2 separate regions of the Homo sapiens genome follow, and region 1 is linked to region 2. The links are chromatin contacts, found by Hi-C or POLR2A ChIA-PET in ENCODE. All regions are on one chromosome and are shown on one strand. The core of a region is the stretch at or near the end of the contact, and the rest is flanking DNA. Distances in the headings are between cores, read along the strand shown. Region 1 overlaps SLC44A3 (solute carrier family 44 member 3). Region 2 overlaps SLC44A3-AS1 (SLC44A3 antisense RNA 1).

Region 1 (4,840 bases), core at 609-3,108, 220 kb before region 2:
ATCAGGGGCAACTGCTTAGCATGCATTTCCAGATAAGGAAGCCAGATAATTTTATGTGTTATCCAATCAATTGCTTCTAATTGATAAACTAACTTTAAATCTTGGTTATAGATTTTAAAATATCAACAATTCAGATATCTTTTTAAAAAGTAAATGAAAACAATTCCAAAATACAATGTAAACCTATTGGTAAAATGTCCTGAATTTACTAAGGACACATAGCTATACTCAAAAGGTTGGAATCAGGTAAGTTTGTGAAACTGACCAAGTCACCAACTCTAAGGTGGTGACGGGGGAAGAGATTAACATTGTGTGAGAACAGAAGACTTGGGAAAAGTCCAATCTTCTCTTGTTTGGCAGGCCAGAAATACCATGAGAACAGCTGTTTTCCTGGTGTTCTGGTTTCCACTGGCATTCATAACCAAATGTGCATGGAAATAAAAACTAGGAGGAGAAATCCCCCAGGCACAAAAGCCCTACAGTTCTCTGTCCTTTGAGCTGAGATGTAGGTCAGCTTGCCCATTTCTCACTCTCAAGCGCATGTGTACACACGCATGTACACACACATACACACTCTCATTCAAACCCTCTCCTTTTCTCCCTCGTTCTTCCTCACACACACCAGGAATTTCCCATGACTGTCTCTAGGAAACACAAAAGGCAGGCAATATTTTAGCATCAAAACAGAAATGAACAAATATTATTCCTATCTTATGGTATATTTTTTTACTTAAAAAGGCATGATAAATGTTCACAAAAAAACTTGTTTAAATTTCACCTTAAGAGTTCATCCCGTCTGTTTGGCATTTACATAAGAAGGAAAATCAGCTAACTCAGAACTACTCCCTCCCCACGCCATCTCCACCGAGTTGGAGAAAACCCAATAAACAAAACCATAAACAAAACACAGACTCTGGGAAAATAAAAGTTTTGCTGGGAGAGGCGGGGGATGGGAGCTGAGGAGTGCAGGAGCTTTCTGCACGGCCCGCTGTCACAGGTCACATTTCTGTCCTGGGACCTGCTGTAGTTTTCCAGTAATTAAGTTTCTGGCAACCCAAACACAGAACGTGCTGTGTATCAGGAGGTAGCCTTACCTGTTCTTTCAGTGCGTTTTGCATGTACATGACAATGATTCTCGGAATCCTCACCACAGAGATTAAAAATGACCCTTTCACAACGGTTCCTTGATGGTAGAAGAAGAGAATGGAGAGAGACGAAAGGATGGGATGATCAGGAGGATCATTTTTACTTCTGGAAATAGGGAAAAGGATAGCATTTTAAAAACACTTTTTATAAAGCAGCAAAAGCTCTCTGGTTCCAATCATCTGTGGTACTAACAACTTAGAAAGTTGTGACATAATAAGCATTTGGCGAACTTTTTATACTCCTTGGTAGCTTCGGTTAAATTGTTTCTTGTATTAATTTAATTCGTTTTGGTGCCACTTAATGCTACAAATAAAACAGAAAAAATTTAAAAAAATTGATGAGTTAAAAAAGTTTCCCTCTTCATAATGCAGAGCCCATCCACCAACCCTTTAGGGTGCCTATTCATCTCATTTTCACTTTCAGAATTTTAATTGCGGCACAATCTCCAAGGTTTAACTTACACAGGAGTATACATAAATATTGCCAGCATTCACCTGGTGATTAAAAATCATCACCAAATCACATGACCAGGATCAGTGGCCAGAGAGGTAATAGTGAGCTCCCACTTACAGGAAAGGGACAGAAAGCCCTGGGTGCTTGGCTCCTACACAGCTCTAGGCTCCCCAAATCCTGCTGGTTTCTACTCTGCTCTTTAAAGGTCACTTCAGTGTGAATCATTTACGGGACTTGTCATGACGCAGCTCCCAAGAATGTGTACAAGTCAGTTTCACAGGCAGGGAAAAAAAAGTGAGAAAGAACAGAATGGGCACAGCCATCACTCTCCCCTAACCCTGAAAGATAAAACAAAGGAGTGGGGGCTGATGCCACCCCACGGGTGACCCTTTGAATTCCCGCTGAAGCCAGTTCTAGAAAATAAGGTCTTTCTGAGAAGCAACTTCACAGATTCCAAGTGAAGCTTGGTTTCTTTATAATGGATTATTCTACAACTTGCTCTGGTTGCTAATAAGTCACTATGAATTAAGGTTTTGACAGCAGCCTAGGTTTTGAGAGAGGAAAAGGAAGGCAGCCAGAAATGTTTCAAGAGTTGGCAATGGCTGCATTTTGCTGTTACTCAAATCAGCCAGGAAGAAAAAGAGAACATGAAAGTAATATTGGGAGCTGAAAAACTGCAACCCAGTTGTCCCACAAAAAAAAAGGATGTGTGTTTCAACACAGTGTTATTTAAAGTAGGAAAAACCACGGAAGCTATTGCTAATAGGAATTCATTTAGATCTGATAAACTAGAAGAGTAGTGTAGGCCAGGAAAATCTGACACACTTTTTTTTCCCTTCCCTCATTTTTCTTTTTTTTTAAGGAAGAACGTTTACTTTTCCATTGAGGAGATTTGTGTGCCTTAGAACTTATTATGGTGCTCAAGAGGGGAGGCAGGGAGAAGAGGACAACACCTGCTTTCCATCTGGTAGGGAAACACATGATTCATAGGCCTCTGTGAATGAGGGCCTTGGGGTTAGCCCTCCAGGTATTAGAGTTTGGGGTTAGGCATCAGCTTTCTGAGGTTTCACTGTGATGGGGTTAACCACTTCAGGCAGAGGAGTACCTGCACTGCCTCAGCTTCCCTAGTCTGTAACACATCCTGGTTATGGCTGGAGGCTCTGCCTGGCTTGGCTGGAAGAAGATGCAGAGGTTCCAGAAGCTGGGTTATCACGTGATGGGAGACGGAACTTAAAAAGAGGGCCCTTTCAACCCAAGCCAGCTCTTGGAGCCAGGAGTCACTCAATACCTGCCCTCAAAACTAGAAACAGCCCTACAGAAAAAAAAGGCTAATGAAGTGGTGTGTCTCTGAGGCCCCCACCTAGTCTCAGACTCATTTCCATGTTCAAAGGTAACGTCATCCTACCACCTCTCCCCTGCTGTGTGTGGGGCTAGTGCCTCCAGCTCTGTCTCCCTCACAACCAGCCAAACCTGCCTTCAGGAAGAGGATCTGACACACCCAGTGATGCTAAATATAATACTTACCTCTGGACTTATTCATATTTTAAGAATTGACCTGGGGGACAACATTCCAGTGTTGAGCATATGGGGCAACCCAGCGATGAGTGTATTAGGAGGCTGGGGAGGACTGGGCCCCCAGTCAGCCTTCCTCATCTCTCTCTAGATCTTCCCACTGGACCACATCCACCCCAATTCTGTGGGTAGTGGCAATAAGGAAGACACGGGCAGTGTTAGAGGGTAAGGCGACTCTAGCATATGCCCCATGAAGCCCAGCTTCCCCCTTCCTTTGGATGTGTGGCTGCTTTGAGTGCTAATGGTGCCTGGCTCCCAGAACAACGAAGCCAGTTGCCCAAAATACCACATCAATCCAAGCTGTGGGGCAAAGGGTTTAATGGTCCCATCCATCCAAGTCCTCTAACACCTTTGGGTCATGGTACAAAGTACTGTTTTGTAATTTCTACTCCCATCAGACAACAGAGTGCATACAGCCAGGCAAGCCGCATCATGGTCCTAGAGACAAGCTTTGGCTCTAGTTAGATCCAGCCTCGTGCTCACTAAAAACTCTTCTGACATTATGGAGAATTAATTTTGTGCTGAGGCTCCTGGACTAGGTGTGGGCTGCATGGGACAAATGGCCTCCAACGTAAAGCTGGTCCCAGCAAAGGACTGTGTGGTCCCTGTAGAGACCATGTCTCTTCCAGTATTTCTTACAACAAAATCACTGCAAGATGGGGTTTGGAGGGCTGAGAAGGTTGTATGTTTCTTTCCTATTCTACAGAAAATGAAAATCGTCTTTATTAGAAAGAAGAGGATTCTTTAGCTGGCCTGGGTAACTCTTGCTAGGTTAGGAAATTCATCTATCTCTACCTAAATTCCTTAGGCTCTGCTATGAATCCATTTCCTCTTCTCCATCTGTAGATATAGAGCAGCTGGAAACCCTCTTTTGTATATTTGAAAATGATGATGAAGTCACACCTCAAGTGTCCCTCCACCACCCTGAAGGGTTCTAGCTCCTTCCTATCACATCCCTAACACCACCTTTATGGCTCTCAGTTGATCCTTCTTCAAGCAAATGGTTGTAAAAAGTAAATTCTACAGATTGCCCATATCCTGGTACCTGATGGTATTTGTATGAACTCTTCAGCCCTCGTAGTGCATAAATGAATGACAAAGATGAATGCACCCTGGCTATATTTAATCCTCACCCTGAGTGCAGGCCAGAAAAGGATACGAAGAATTGTGAACTTTGAAGATTAGGAAAAATCTTGAGGTTTCAAAATTAGGCAGAAAATCAAAAAGGAAGCAGAGCTCTTTAATAAATGCAATAGTTGTGCTAAAAATAAATCATTGTGTGTTATATTATAAATTAATTTTTTTTAATCAAAGTAATATGTAAAGTGTCTTACAAAGCCAAAAATCACTGCTAGGCTTAATAGGAAAAACAGCAGTTTTCTTCCCCCATTCATAATTCTCTCTCCCTGAGATAATATTTTAGTTGTTATTAGAGAACTCACTTCCACACCTCAAAATTACATGTTCTTACTGCTATTTCTTGGTTTTTTGGCTTCAGATATTGTCTACTGACTTTTCTACTATGAAAGATTCTGGTTTTATTTTCTTACATAGCCTAACTCCCCCAATCTCCTCACACTCATGTTCCCATTCTTCCAATGTAATTACATCAAAGCTTTTAGTTAATGCTTAGTGTTTGTTATTCATACATAAATAATATGTGCTGTAA
Region 2 (4,863 bases), core at 1,421-3,920:
ACCCCAATGTTAAAAATGGGAATTTTCTAATATTATTGAGGATCATTTCATTGATGGTCTTAGAGAAAGGATCTCTACTTTGACTGGTAAGAACATGAAGGAGCTTAAGAAATTTCCAAGACAGTTGGCTGCTTACGTAACTAGAACAATTGGAGAAGCTAGGAAATGCCCACATAAACTACGTAAGGGCACCTATTGCAGAAAGAAAGTTCATCATTTTTTTCCAAATCTCAAATCTTTCCTATGGAAAGGAACATTCCTCTTCAAGTGGGGGCTGTGGGCATGACAAGTAAAGAAAATGAACTGGCTTGTGCAGGCCACCTGCCAGAAAAATTACACCATGATAGTTAAATATATCTGGTTAACTCCAGTGATTCTGATTTTTTAGACAGCCTATTATCAAAATATGGCGGGCTTTCCCTAAGGTTTCGCAGGACCATGAAACAGTTGCACAAGTTCTGCTGAACATGAATTTGAGATTGAAAGTAGCTTTAATTTTTTGCAGAAAAAGATGTGTGAGTGAATTTGTACCTTATTTGGTGAGGATAGGAGATCTTGGAGTTTGGTGGATTGCCTTCTCGTGCTCACCAATAGTTTACAGGAAGAAAAGCAATACACCTTACATGGCTGCTGTATAGATTTGGTACCACTAGCAAAGTCACTACTTAAAAGCAAATTTGAAGAAAATATGTAATAATTGGTTTAAACTGGATTCAATCAGTCATTAAAATGTGGTGGTCAGGATTATAATCAAACAAATTATAATAATGGAAATATTCAGATTTTAAAACAATGAAGTGTATTGTGGGAACAGGGAAGCCATCTGGGAAATACTGCTATTATAGCCAAGGATATAAACACTCATTTGTAACAGTGGCATTGAGAGATTACAGCTACTAAAGAGTGTTTTGTTATTCAAAGCATCTCTTGACTATATGACTTCCAAGAAAATGTCTCGTCAGAATTGTGAACTATCGGAGAAATCAAAACCACTTTTGTCTTTAAAAAGCCACATAATGAACCCACTAATGAAATTCTAACAATATACTTCATACTGAAGTAGAAAAATACCCAAAAGGAACAGCTTCAACTTCAATTAGGTGGAAGGATACTACAAAGATACTTGAACTTTGGTGCATTTGGGATTTATGTGGTTATTTGGTAACATTGTTTAGGAACTACTGGGTCTTAATGCAGTCCTGCATATTACATAAGCGTATAATTTATACTATATGAAAAAATAAGACAAGGACTTATTACTAGGAACCATAAAGACCAATCTTAGTTAATTTTTTAAAGATTATATTCTATAAGAAAATGTGTGCAGCCATTCTCTTATGTTGAAAAGGCTTTGAAAGTTTAAAAAATTATGGCAAATAACCAATATTAAAATTGTTTTTCTCACAATGAGATATTGTGCATGCAAAAAGCCTTAAATGTTAATAAGCTGATGTGTTATGATACCAATATCTGTAAAATATTTGCTTGATGATAATCCTGACCACCACATTAAAAAAAAATTTAAAACCATCATGCTTCTGCATGTTCAAAGGTAAATCAGAGGAATTAAATCAGAGGTTTATATTCATGAAGAATGTTGTCACTGAAATGTTTTTCACATCATTTTCACAACTTGAGAATATTTTTATCATCTGATTTTTTTTTTGGCCAGGGTCATTATGTTATGTAGGCATGTGTTATCTCTAAATAAAAGGAAAGAATTAATATGTATTTTTACGAATGCTCAACTAGAAATGTCTATGGAGTTGGCTAATTTATACACATTTAATTAGATATAGATTTCTAATATTTTCAGTTCTGTATAATTTAAGCTTTCTTTATTTAAGTAAACTTATTACTCTTTTTTAAAAAGTTCATGTGCTTTGATCAGTCGATTCATCTGCAAAATTAGGAATAAAAAGAAAAATATGAAATAATCAGAAACACAAAGAATTGTATACAATGAAATTAAGACAGAAAATATTATTATTTTGAAACTGTTGAATATGATGTTTTTAAGAATTTTTAATTATATAAGAAAATGCTCAAAATATAATGTTAGGTGAAAAAAGAAAACAGCACACATTCTCAACCACAAAATTATATGTGTGTGACTATATAGAAGTATGTGTGCATCTGTGTGGATGTTATGAAATTAAAGCATATCAAAATGTTAATAGTGATTCTTTTTGAGTGTTGGGAACACAGACAATTTTTATTTTCTTTTTTATGGTTTTCTGTGTTTTCCAAAACATCTACCATCATAGTTTTCCACATGCTCAGGAAAAAACCTCATGTGAAAAGAGAAACACATGTTTAGAAAAGTTCCTTACATAATAATTGCTAGCAAGAAACAGAGTGATTACTATATCCAGGGGCTTTATAAAGGTATCTTGTGTGGTCTTCACAGCAGCACTGGGAGGTGGGTGTTAGTGCCCCTGTTTTCAAGACCTAGAAGAGTCCCAGGCTCAGGGAGATTAAGTATGTTGTCCAAAGTCAAACAGCTTTTGTGTCTGGGCCAGGATTTGATGCCACACCTGTCTGATCAGAGGTGGAATTATGGACGTTCTCGGGTACAACCTGCTCCACATTTCCTTGCCAAGCGTAGAGCTCACTCAGCAGCCTTCATCCCAGGGAAGGTGTGAGCAGCAAATGAGAGTACATAGGTTCATTTAGTGTGTCTACGGTGTTTTTAAACTATGACATGTTGGATTTCAGCACCCAGACAGGGACCCTTAAAAGACCCCTGTAGAGTCCCACCTCATTTTAATGAGAAGTCAGTCTCGGAGTTGAAGAAAATCTTTTATTTATTAGAAGTTGCCTACGCTAAAATGAGTTCTCTGTGTGGGTGGAAATTTGCTTGGTTAGAAATTGAATTCTTGATTTGCATCCAATCTTTTCTAATAATCCATTTAAGGAAAGGGAAGTACTCGCACACGGGATGGATTTATAAAGTCTTGAGAAACCTGTAACTCTCTGAGTTTATCTAACAAATAGGCCTGTCCCTGACTCAGCCTGCTCAGGTCAGGAGGCTTGCGGAAATGCGCCAGCTGCCTAAACAGATACGAAAGCTCTTATTTCATCACCAAAACATCTTCTGTAAGGCGGTGTTGAGCTCCGACACGAAAACCAACTTGGATAAGATCCTCAGGGTACAAAGCTGATTGGAGTGACTGCTGCTCTATTAAGCATATCAGATCTCACCCATGACCCCCTCCCTCCTAGCCTTGCTGTCACCACCCGCCCCCTCCCCACCCCACCCCTCCAAAAAACCAATCTGTGGCTGGGACTGAAGTCTCTTTGATGAGGATGAAGTTTTTCATTGATGATTGGAGAGACAGCCTAAATGAATATAGTGCCCAATGATATGATTTAAATTCCTACCAAGGTGTCACCTGTCCAACCCTTTCCTGAAAGCAGAGTGGGAATGAAAGGGGAGAACATCAGGTGGGGAGTTTGTGACCTGGAGGAGAGCAAAGGACCCAGAATGGACAAGTCCCTTGTCAACACAGAGCACTTTCCATCATTTCCTGCTTCTTGAACCCAGACAGACACAGAGAAGACCTGCAAGAAAGGGCATACCCTAATTTGCCTGGTGTCCATGAAGGTCATGGATGTAGGATTTGCAGTACACTGTGGGGAGAAGAGCCATAAACTATGTAGGCATCACTTAACTTTGGACAAATCACTTTACCTCTCTAAGCCTCAGTTCCCTCTTCTGTAAAACAAGGTTGAACTGGACATTTTTCGAGTTTCCTTCCAGTTCTAAAGGACTGCCGCCCCAGGCTTCCCTAAATAATCTGCTCCTGCTTGGATTCAATAGAACACTGGAGATTCTTTCTCTTATCCTCCTGCAGTGAAGAGAGACCCATGAGGACACCTGATCCAGTTCTCTGAGGCCCTCCTTGTCCACACTTGGTTGTGTCTGAGTAGTACAAAGCATCAGACCTATCAGGGTGGTTGGTCTTTGCTGCCTATTAACTGTGTGTGACTTAGAAAATCTTTGCACTTCTGCTCCTTGATTACTAGAAGTGAGCAATTGCAATTGCTCCTGCCTGGCAGAGTCGGGGGGAGGTTAGAGTTGTGGGTAATGTGATTAGAAGAATGCCTGGCTCATCATAAGCATGCTCTTGTCATTGGCTCCTTTCTTCCTTCTTGCTGGCTAAGTCATTTTGGGCTGTATGTGTTAGGAGGAGGGAACCCCAGGAGCTGCTCCAGAGGTGTATAGGTTAGGCAACATAGTGAGACCTTGTCTCTACAAATAATAATAATAATAATAATAATAATAATAATAATTTAAGTTAGTTAGGTGTGGTGGTGCATGCCTGTAGTCCCAGCTACTCGGGAGGCTGAGTTGGAAGGGTTGTTGGAGTCCTGGAAGTCAAGACTGCAGTTAGCCATGATTGCAACATTGCATTCCAGCCTGGGCGACAGAGGGAAACCCTGTCTCGTAAGAAGAGAGAGAGAGAGAGAGAAGGAAAGAAAGGAAGGAAGGAAGGCAGGAAGGCAAGCTGGCTCCTGTCTCAGCTACCCAGAGTGCTAGGATTACAGGTCTGCACCACCAAGCCCTACGAATTTAATTTCTCTCTGATTAGCGATCAGAGGAAGGAGATTGGTGATTGTCTCCCCTCTATGAGACCCAGTTTTCCATATTCTAATCTTCTTCAAGACCAGCTCAAGGCCTACCTCCCTTGGAGGCCCCAGACCCCTCTCGTCCACAGAGATCATACAAGGTGCATCCTGAAATGCATGCTCACCATGCACTGCCTTGCAGGGCTAGATGAACTTTCAGATGAGAAAGTTATGATTCCTCCACTAGATTGGGATCTCCTTAAGGTCAAGGGTCATGTCTTCTTGATCTTT

Evidence for each region. Hi-C counts contacts between places; a loop is a spot of excess contacts on that map. ChIA-PET counts read pairs that join two places held with the same protein, here RNA polymerase II (POLR2A).
Region 1: a map of PC-9 shows a loop between it and region 2 (14-fold over the local background). The contact joins two enhancer-like sites. A Hi-C loop is called at or near these places in 1 of 168 maps with a recorded cell type or tissue (PC-9). POLR2A ChIA-PET finds 5 or more read pairs at or near these places in 1 of 52 experiments (PC-9).

What each region holds. Positions count from the first base shown.
Region 1 is chr1:94,861,154-94,865,993 of GRCh38, reverse strand. It overlaps SLC44A3 (solute carrier family 44 member 3), which reads right to left. Exons shown (of 15, transcript NM_001114106.3): 11 at 1,095-1,251. Among named protein-coding and RNA genes, the nearest start is that of SLC44A3, 43 kb to the right of the region's middle. Within about 2 kb of position 1,858, at least 20 of the 41 ENCODE cell types and tissues checked have a DNase peak (open chromatin) inside an H3K27ac peak, as active enhancers do; they include PC-9, where a contact is called at or near this core.
Region 2 is chr1:94,646,563-94,651,425 of GRCh38, reverse strand. All of the region lies in intron 3 of SLC44A3-AS1 (SLC44A3 antisense RNA 1), which reads left to right. It also overlaps the pseudogene KATNBL1P2. Among named protein-coding and RNA genes, the nearest start is that of MIR378G, 97 kb to the left of the region's middle. Within about 2 kb of position 2,670, at least 14 of the 41 ENCODE cell types and tissues checked have a DNase peak (open chromatin) inside an H3K27ac peak, as active enhancers do; they include PC-9, where a contact is called at or near this core.